2 separate regions of the Homo sapiens genome follow, and region 1 is linked to region 2. Evidence: read pairs that join two places in POLR2A ChIA-PET (ENCODE). Cell type or tissue: Panc1. All regions are shown on one strand. Links, peaks and the distances in the headings refer to the core of each region. The heading gives the core; the rest is flanking DNA. Region 1 has its middle 4.7 kb from the start of SET. Region 2 overlaps SPTAN1 (spectrin alpha, non-erythrocytic 1).

Evidence for each region. ChIA-PET counts read pairs that join two places held together with the same protein. Peaks named below come from ENCODE experiments on the same cell type or tissue, not always from the same donor. Only the 100,000 strongest peaks of a DNase experiment are listed, where the experiment ranks them.
Region 1: POLR2A ChIA-PET joins it to region 2 with 11 read pairs; 26 of 35 experiments call an interaction of 5 or more read pairs at or near these places.

The regions. Positions count from the first base shown.
Region 1 is chr9:128,682,379-128,686,690 of GRCh38, forward strand. It overlaps a transcript of DYNC2I2 not described here and a transcript of SET not described here. Among named protein-coding and RNA genes, the nearest start is that of SET, 4.7 kb to the right of the region's middle. RefSeq lists enhancers at 578-1,214, 1,215-1,852, 2,266-2,355, 3,561-3,650, 3,691-3,790. In Panc1, for the core only: no CTCF peak of the experiment used is centred there; a DNase peak (open chromatin) is centred at 2,617; H3K4me3 peaks cover 3,424 bases; H3K27ac peaks cover 3,587 bases.
Region 2 is chr9:128,628,379-128,632,719 of GRCh38, forward strand. SPTAN1 (spectrin alpha, non-erythrocytic 1) reads left to right here. Exons shown (of 57, transcript NM_001130438.3): 52 at 1,943-1,997; 53 at 3,749-3,945; 54 at 4,053-4,106; 55 at 4,194-4,340. Among named protein-coding and RNA genes, the nearest start is that of DYNC2I2, 26 kb to the right of the region's middle. In Panc1, for the core only: no CTCF peak of the experiment used is centred there; no DNase peak of the experiment used is centred there.

The sequences.
Region 1 (4,312 bases), core at 313-4,312, 54 kb after region 2:
TAGTAAAAATTCTTCTGGTCTGGTGTGGTGGCTTATGCCTGTAATACTAGCACTTTGGGAGGCTGAGGTGGGCAGTTGGCTTGGGACCAGGAGTTGGAGACCAGCCTGGGCAACATGGCCAAACCCTGTGCCTACTAAAAATACAAAAAATTAGCCAGGCATGGTGGTGACGTCTGTAGTCCCAGCTACTCAGGAGGCTGAGGTGGGAGGATCACCTGAGCCTGGGAAGTTGAGGCTGCCGTGAGCCATGATCACTAATGTACTTGAGCCTCAGAGACAGGATGGGACCTTGTCTTTTTTTTTTTTTTTTTTTTTGAGACGGAGTCTCGCTCTGTCGCCCAGGCTGGAGTGCAGTGTTGCGATCTCAGCTCACTGCAAGCTCCGCCTCCCGGGTTCACACCATTCTCCTGCCTCAGCCTCGTGAGTAGCTGGGACTACAGGTGCCCACCTCCACGCTCGGCTGATTTTTTTGTATTTTTAGTAGAGACGGGGTTTCACCATGTTAGCCAGGATGGTCTCGATTTCCTGACCTCGTGATCCGCCTGCCTCAGCCTCCCAAAGTGCTGGGATTACAGGCTTGAGTCACTGCGCCCGGCTGGGACCTTGTCTTAAAAAAAAAAAAAAGTCTTTTTTTGAGACAGGGTCCCGCTCTGTCGCCTAGGCTGGAGTGCAGTGGCACGATCTCGGCTCACTGCAACCTCCACCTCCCAGGTTCAAGCGATTCTCCTGCCTCAGCCTCCCAAGTAGCTGGGATTACAGGTGCCCACCACCACGCCCAGCTAAAATAAACCCTCTTCTCTTAACTTGTATCCCTTTCTGAAACAAGTGAAGAATGAATAAATACTCCAAGTCTCCAAAGTTTCCTGCTTTTCCCTCTTTCTCTGTAATTCTTTCTTTCTTCTTTTTTTTTTTTTTAAAGCAGGCATCTAATTCCTTTGTAATTCTTGATTGGGAAATCTTTTTTTCAACATTAATCTATCCCTTCAAGCAGAGACAAGGGAGGTCAGGAAGGAGTTAGCGAAACCGGGCAGTGGGGGTGTGGTTTACTGAGGAATGTTCCAAGCTTAGGTGAGGCAACAGCACGTGTTTAAATCTTTTGGAGGCCAAAGGAAAAAAAAAAGAGGATAAGTTCTCAGTAGGGGCAGGCCTGTCTACCTGGGGGTTTGGGAACGAACTGGGGGATAGGCTGCGGGGGTTTCACGTGAAACCAGGAGGTCTAGAAAGCACAGGGATCCTCTCCTCAAGGAAGAACTTGCCCCCTCCCCCAAAGCCAAGAGTGCCCCTGCAGAGCGAGGCAGAGAGCAACTAAAAGAAATTTCTCCTGATTGGAGGGTGGGTGGGATGAGGCTGGGGGAGGGGGCCGGGGTGTGTGTCCCACTGTCATGTAAATATCCCTTCCAGGCAGGGCGGCTCCAGTGCAGATTTAAGCCGCTGGCACCTGGGGCAGTCTCAGTGTTCAGCCTGCTTCCGGACGGGCGAGGAGACTCGTGGTCTGGTTCTGGGACTTCCCTAACAGCATGGCCCCTAAACGCCAGTCTCCACTCCCGCCTCAAAAGAAGAAACCAAGACCACCTCCTGCTCTGGGACCGGAGGAGACATCGGCCTCTGCAGGCTTGCCGAAGAAGGGAGGTACGTTTCTGCGCTAAGTTTTATTGGAGATTTAAGGGATTTGCAAGGATTGACTCTCTGATTTTTACCCCCCAATCCCTCTTGAGATGTGACCCCTAAGCACCCCCAAAGGGTTTTAAACCTGGGATGGTGGATTAAGTTTGCGTGAAGAACCAGAAGGGACTAGACTGGGAGAACGGGAGTGCACGGGAGCTCATCCCTGCCCCCAACTCAACACTGACCCCTGAGCTTGTCTCCCCAGCCCCCAAACTTCCTCCTCTGGGGCTCCCTTTCTTGGCAAGGGGCACTGCCAGCCAGCCTGAGGCCCCTCCTTCACCCCTCCACATCCAGCCAAATCCCCGATTCCTGGTGGTTCTACCTCAGTATCTCTCAGATCTGTCCACCTCTCTCTCTGTTCTTGCTGCCGACGGCGGCCCACAACTCTGGCCTGAATCTCTGCCACCTCCTCATCTTGGCTTCCAGCTTCCTCCTCCTCCCCTTCAGCCTGAGCATAGCCAATCACGTGGCCCACTCCCCGGCTTAAACCCCTCCCTTGCCTCCCCGCGTCCTCCAGGTGCTCAGAAACTTCTCTGGCCCGCCAACCCGGTCCCCGCCGACCTCTCCTGGTTCACACTTCTGAGACTCCCCACCTGGAGGCCTCCCTCAAGGTGGTACCCTTCACCTTGACCTCTTGGGACTCTACCCTCTGATCTCGGGGCCTAGACACCCACTTGCCCTTTCCTCTCCTTACCTGTGCACCACCTCCAGCTCTCTGCTGGAAAGTCACTTCCTGTGGGCAATCTGTGAGCCCCAACACTTGGGAGTTAGGAGTCCCAGAGTCATGCTGCCTCACCCTCTTGTCATTACATTGTAACCAGCAGTTTCATGCCTGCCCTTCCCCCCATTAAACTTAGAGGTGAGGGCTGCATTTTGGGAGACGTAGCTGGAGCTGGATAGAGAGTTGACTGTTCTGGTGACTAGGTCTGGCTCATAGGGGAGGGTTGTGGTGGAGCCTTCCTGGGCTGGGTGTGGATAGGCCCAGGGCCTGCAAGGAAACGGGAAGCTTTGATTGGCTGAGGGCAGGCAACTCTTATGGAAGAAGCACTGAGGAGGAGTCCTACCTCAGGGCTCAGTGTGGACCTGTTGGCACTTTTACTGGGTCTCAGTCCCTTTTCCTCCACATGGGATGCAGAGACCTCCTGCCCAGCTTGAAACCTACCTTGCTGGGTGAGCCACATAAAACAACTTGTGCTTGTTTTCTCTTCTATAAAATGGGATCCACAGTACTGATCTCCAGGCTTGCTGTGAGTCTGAAATCTAAGGGGAGCACTAGACAGCGCCTAGCACATCATCAGTGCTCTAGAGTGCATTTGTGCGCAGCAAAATGTGGGTGAGTCTTCCTAGTTTCCTTCCAGTGAGCTTCCTGGGAGCATTAACAGGACTGGAAGGGATGGAAAGGTGTGAGGGGGTTCATCTAAACCCAAAGAACAGCTCCTGCTGCTTAGTAGGCACTGATGGCATGCCAGAAGCTGTGCCAAGCACTTCTCTATCCTCACAGCCGTATGCTGTGGACATCCCAATTTTACAGATCAGAACAGGAGGCTCAAAGAGATGTGTATGTGTCTGTGGCGGGGGAGATGTTCCAGGCTCTGGAGATTTTTTGGTCTGTGCTTGGGACACTGCAGCACTGTGGGGGAATGCCAGCCTCTCTCTGTTCCAGTCTTTCTGGCGGTGGGGTTCTGTCCTCTTCAAAGGGAGCCGGGGGCCGGGCGCGGTGGCTGACGCCTGTAATCCCAGCACTTTGGGAGGCCGAGGTGGGCAGATCACCTGAGGTCAGAAGTTCAAGACCAGCCTGGCCAACATGGCTAAACCCCATCTCTACCAAAGACAGTTAGCCAGGCGTGACGATGCATGCCTGTAATCCCAGCTACTTGGGGGGCTAAGGCAGGAGAATTGCTTGAACTCCGGAGGCGGAGGTTGCAATGAGCCGAGTTCGTGCCATTGCACTCCAGCCTGGGCGACAAGAACAACAACAACAACAACAAAAAAAAAAACAACCAGAGGGGCCAGGAGGAGAGGAGAGAGGCAAGGGAGGAATTCTGAGTGAGGGGAGAGGCCAAGAAGAGAGAATGCAGAGCTTCTGGTGTTGGAGACGGGGAGAGAGCAGAGTCCTAAGAGTGGGTGAATAACCTCTCAGTGTGCCCCCGGCTCGCCTGTGTTTACTCACACCCCTGGCCCTTTTGCTTTCTCTTTCTCTTCAACTTCCTAGTGTGCTCATATTTATCTTGAGAAGCACTGTGTGGGGAAGGGCAGGAAAAGAGGGGCAGGGAGGTGGCAGGGAGGGTTGGGAGGCCAGAAAGGGAACCTGAAAGCCCACTCCCCCATCAGAAGGCATTACAGGGTTCCCTGGGACCCCTGCAGGTGCTTGGGAAACAGGCAGATAAGGCACTTAGGAGACATTGTGGGTCAGGAGTGACCCTATGGGTCAGGCTTTGAGGATGGAAGCAGCCAGCCCTTGGCATAGTGTTCTCAGACAGACTCAGCCCAGGAGCGGGTCGTGAAATCAATTTGGTGGGGTGTGACCTGCATTTTAAATAGGAAATTAGAATCACATCACCCTTGGTAAGGGTAAGTTTTGGTTTGTGTGTGCTAGGTCATGATGTCAAAAGTACTTCTGACTGTTGGTCACATTAAAAAAACTGAG
Region 2 (4,341 bases), core at 342-4,341:
AGTCCACAGCTGAGAAGGGCTGGGCACTGACACCCCCTAAGTAGCTGAGGCTGCCACTTTACTTTCCTGGGGTCAGGGAGGGTAACAAGACTGTCCGCCCTAATAGAAGGCAAAAATGCACCCGTTATGTGATAGACAGGACGTGGGAGGAGCCCCAGGGAGGAGCAGGGCTGGGCTGTCCCGCCCAGTCCCGGCAGGGACTTCTCTGCTTGGCCTGGGGCCTCTGCCTGGCCGGGTCACCTTTGTAATCTGCCAAGCCTGCTGTGAAAGCCAGGGCTGCTGGGACTGGAGTGGCTTGGCCTGCACTCCTGAGGCTCTGCACCCAGGCACATCAAGCCTGTATAGGCGGCCAGGGGAGAAATAGACCCATCCAGCCGGGCCACACATTCTGATGGCAGAGCAGCTGGGGACGTAGGGATCGCAGTTTCCGGCCTGTGCCCGTAGGACACCCTGGCCACCTGACTCCCCTCCCTGCCCCATGCCTGTGTCTGCTGGTCTTGCTCTTGTCTCCGTGAGGTGCCACGCTCCCCTCACCTTATGGCTCCTCCCAAGCCCTGCCCATCTTGCCCATTCCTAGTGTGAGCTGCCTGGGGTGAACCACTGGGCCTGCTGCCTCCAGGTACCCGCCGGGCACCAGGTTGCCCTTGCCTGCGCCCTGCCAGCTTGGGCTTTGTGTGTGTCTGTTGCAGTGTGCTCTTGCCTCCCCTCCCTTTGGTGTATTCATTTGGTTTCTTTTCTTTGAATAGCATAGCATATCGTCGGGTCATTCGTGTCTATCAGTATGAAGTTGGGGATGATCTGTCTGGAAGGTTTTTCTCCTTATTTCTCTTCTTACCTCACTGTGGCTTTACTGATGCACTCTTGACATCCCCAGGCGGCTCCACCCTGACTAACCTGCCGCCCTCGGCTGCTTGGGAAGGAGGGGTCTGTCCTCCCACTGCACCGGCACCCAGCCTCCTGCCCCCAGGTCCTGGGGGGCATTTTCCCCGGGGGGACATGGCGTGACTGTGAGTCTGACCTGCTGGGGTAGGAGGAAGCCTGGTGCCTTGCCTTGCTAGAGCACTTTGAACCTGGGGAGATTGCAGAGCTAACCCTGGCTCGCCGGGTTTTAAAAGGGTAGGTTGGGGTGAATGTGGGTACAGGGGAGCCTGGGCTAAAACCCCACCAAGGCCACACGCACCGTGTGATTCGTCCCTGCACGTAACCCTAACTCGTTTGTTGTCTTTGTTTACTGGTAGCCTCTGTGACCTGGCACTGTGTTCTCTTGGGAAGGAGGCTCCCCAGAGCCCATCTGCTCTCAGAACTTGGTCCTAGAGAGGAGGCTCCCTCCCTGGCTGTGTCTAGAGGATGGAACCGGGATCTGGGGTTTAGTCACAGCCATCTCTCTCCTTTTGGCACAGTTGGTCGTGATCTCCCAGCACTCCACTTGTGTCCTTTGTCTGCAGGGTCGTGCTCTCATTCCCCCTAGAATGGGGCTCCCTCCCTCAGGAACCTTGCCGGGACACTCCAGGGTTTCTGTGGGGAGGCTGTCAGGTTCTCAGCCTCCCCTCTGCCCTGAGGTCTCCTGTCTGTCAGGTGTCAGGGTGTGCCATCCCCCACATGGCTGCAGAGAGGATGCTCAGACAGGCCTGCAGCCACCCTGCACCCATGGGGGAATTTAAACTCCATTCCTGAGTCATCCTGGCCTTGGGAGCAAGACGAGTGGGCTCAGCCCTGGCCCACACCAAGGCAGCAGCTTCCCATCTCTAAAACGGGAGAAATGCTCCCTGCCATCCCTCGATCCCTGGGGCCCATTAGGTAAAGATGGCCAGTTGCAGTTAGGTTTGGTTTCCTTAAAAGGAATGTGAGGTTGCCAGGCATTGCTCTCTCTGAGAGAAGGTTCATTCTGAGCTCTCGGCCAGCTGGGAGCAGGCCCCTTTCCTCACTGTCCTTCCACGTTTAGGTCCTGTATGGTGGAAGAGTCGGGGACCCTCGAATCCCAGCTTGAAGCTACCAAAGTAAGTGCCCGTGGGGCTCTGGCCCAGCAGAGACCCTTCACCCAGCCACCCCCCAGGGTACCCCTTCCCTTCCTGGCTTAAAGTCAGGAACCAGATGTGCTATTATTGTACCCTTTTCCCTTGGCCTAAAGCAGTCTAGGGCTCTTCACTATCTCTCTCTCTTTTCTTTCTTTCTTCATGGAATCTCTCTCTCGCCCAGGCTGGAGTGCAGTGGTGCGATATTGGCTCACTGCAACCTCCACCTCCCAGGTCAAGCAATTCTCCTGCCTCAGCCTCCCAAATAGCTGTACTACAGATGTGTGCCACCACATTTGGCTAATTTTTGTTTATTTTTAATTATCTTTTGAGATGGAGTTTCACTCTTGTTGCCCAGGCTGGAGTGCAATGGACGTGGTCTTGGCTCACTGCAACCTCCACCTCCTGGGTTCAAGTGATCCTCCTGCCTCAACCTCCCAAGTAGCTGGGATTACAGGCGCCCACCACCACACCTGGGTAATTTTTGTATTTTTAGTAGAGACAGGGTTTCACCATGTTGGCCAGGCAGGCTGGTCTCGAACTCCTGACCTCGGCTGATCTGCCCGCCTCGGCCTCCCAAAGTGCTGGGATTACAAGCGTGAGCCACCACATCTGGCCTAGTTTTTATATTTTTAGTAGAGACAGTGTTTTGCCTTGTTGGCCAGGCCGGTCTGGAACTCCTGATCTCCAGTGATCTGTCCACCTCAGCCTCCCAAAGTGCTGGGATTACAAGCATGAGCCACCACTCCCGGCCGAGGGCTCTTCACTTTAAAGAAAGTCTTTGGGGCTGGGTGTGGTGACTTACACCTGTAATCCCAGCACTTTGGGAAGCCGAGGCGGGTGGATTGCTTGAAGTCAGGAGTTCGAGACCAGCCTGGCCAACATGGGGAAACCCCATCTCTACTAAAAATACAAAATATTAGCTGGGTGTGGTGGCAGGCACCTGTAATCCCAGCTACTCAGGAGGCTGAGGCAGGAGAATCACTTGATTCTGGGATGCGGAGGTTGCAGTGACCCGAGATCAGGCCATTGCACTCCAGCCTGGGTGACAAGAGCAAAACTCCCTCTGAAAAAAATTACTTGGGCATGGTGGCCTACACCTGCTCAAAGTCCAGCATGGGCAATATATAGCAAGACCTTGTCTTAAAAATAAGGCTGGGTGCAGTGGCTCATGCCTATAATCCCAGAACTTTGGGAGGCCAAGACAGGCAGATCACTTGAGCCTAGGAATTCAAGACCAGCCTGGTCAATGCAGTGAAACATCGCCTCTACTAAAAATACAAAAATTAGGCAGGTGTGGTGATGGGCACCTGTTAGTTCCAGCTACTCAGGAGATTGAGGCAGGAGAATCACTTGAACCCGGGAGGTTGCAGTGAGCGTGATTGCGCCACTGCACTCTAGCCTAGGCGACAGTGAGACTCCATCTCAAAAAAATTTATAAAAATCTTTGGCCACTGCTTCCTGGAGTCCTCGCCGTACTTGTCCTTGGCGTGCACTGCCCTCTGGCAGGTCTACCAGCTGCTTTGGAACCCTCACATTGAAAGTCTCTCCCTCTATTGAGGTGGTTGGGATTTCTTCAGCTTCACCCCATCCCACTATTCCTATTCTAGAATGTTCTTGTTTTACGAGGTCTCAGGCCAGGCCTGGAGCAGGAACCAGAGGGCAGTAAGTGGCTCCTGGGCTGGTGACTGAGCTGAGGGCCCCCGTCTGAGCATCTGTGCTCCCCACCCCTGCAGCGCAAGCACCAGGAAATCCGAGCCATGAGAAGTCAGCTCAAAAAGATCGAGGACCTGGGGGCCGCCATGGAGGAGGCCCTCATCCTGGACAACAAGTACACGGAGCACAGCACCGTGGGCCTCGCCCAGCAGTGGGACCAGCTGGACCAGCTGGGCATGCGCATGCAGCACAACCTGGAGCAGCAGATCCAGGCCAGGTACCCGGGAGGGCTGTGGGCCAGGCTCAGCCCAGAGCAGGGGGAGGAAAAGACACAGTCACCTGCTGTGTGGAGGGTCTGTTCCCTAATTTCTGTTTTTCTTCCAGGAACACAACAGGTGTGACTGAGGAGGCCCTCAAAGAATTCAGCATGATGTTTAAGTGAGTTCAGCCTTACTCGCCCTGGCTGGGTGGGGGGTGTTCGGCAGCAGGGCTGCCTGCTGAGCCGCCCTCGGCTTTGTGCTGCAGACACTTTGACAAGGACAAGTCTGGCAGGCTGAACCATCAGGAGTTCAAATCTTGCCTGCGCTCCCTGGGCTATGACCTGCCCATGGTGGAGGAAGGGGAACCTGACCCTGAGTTCGAGGCAATCCTGGACACGGTGGATCCGAACAGG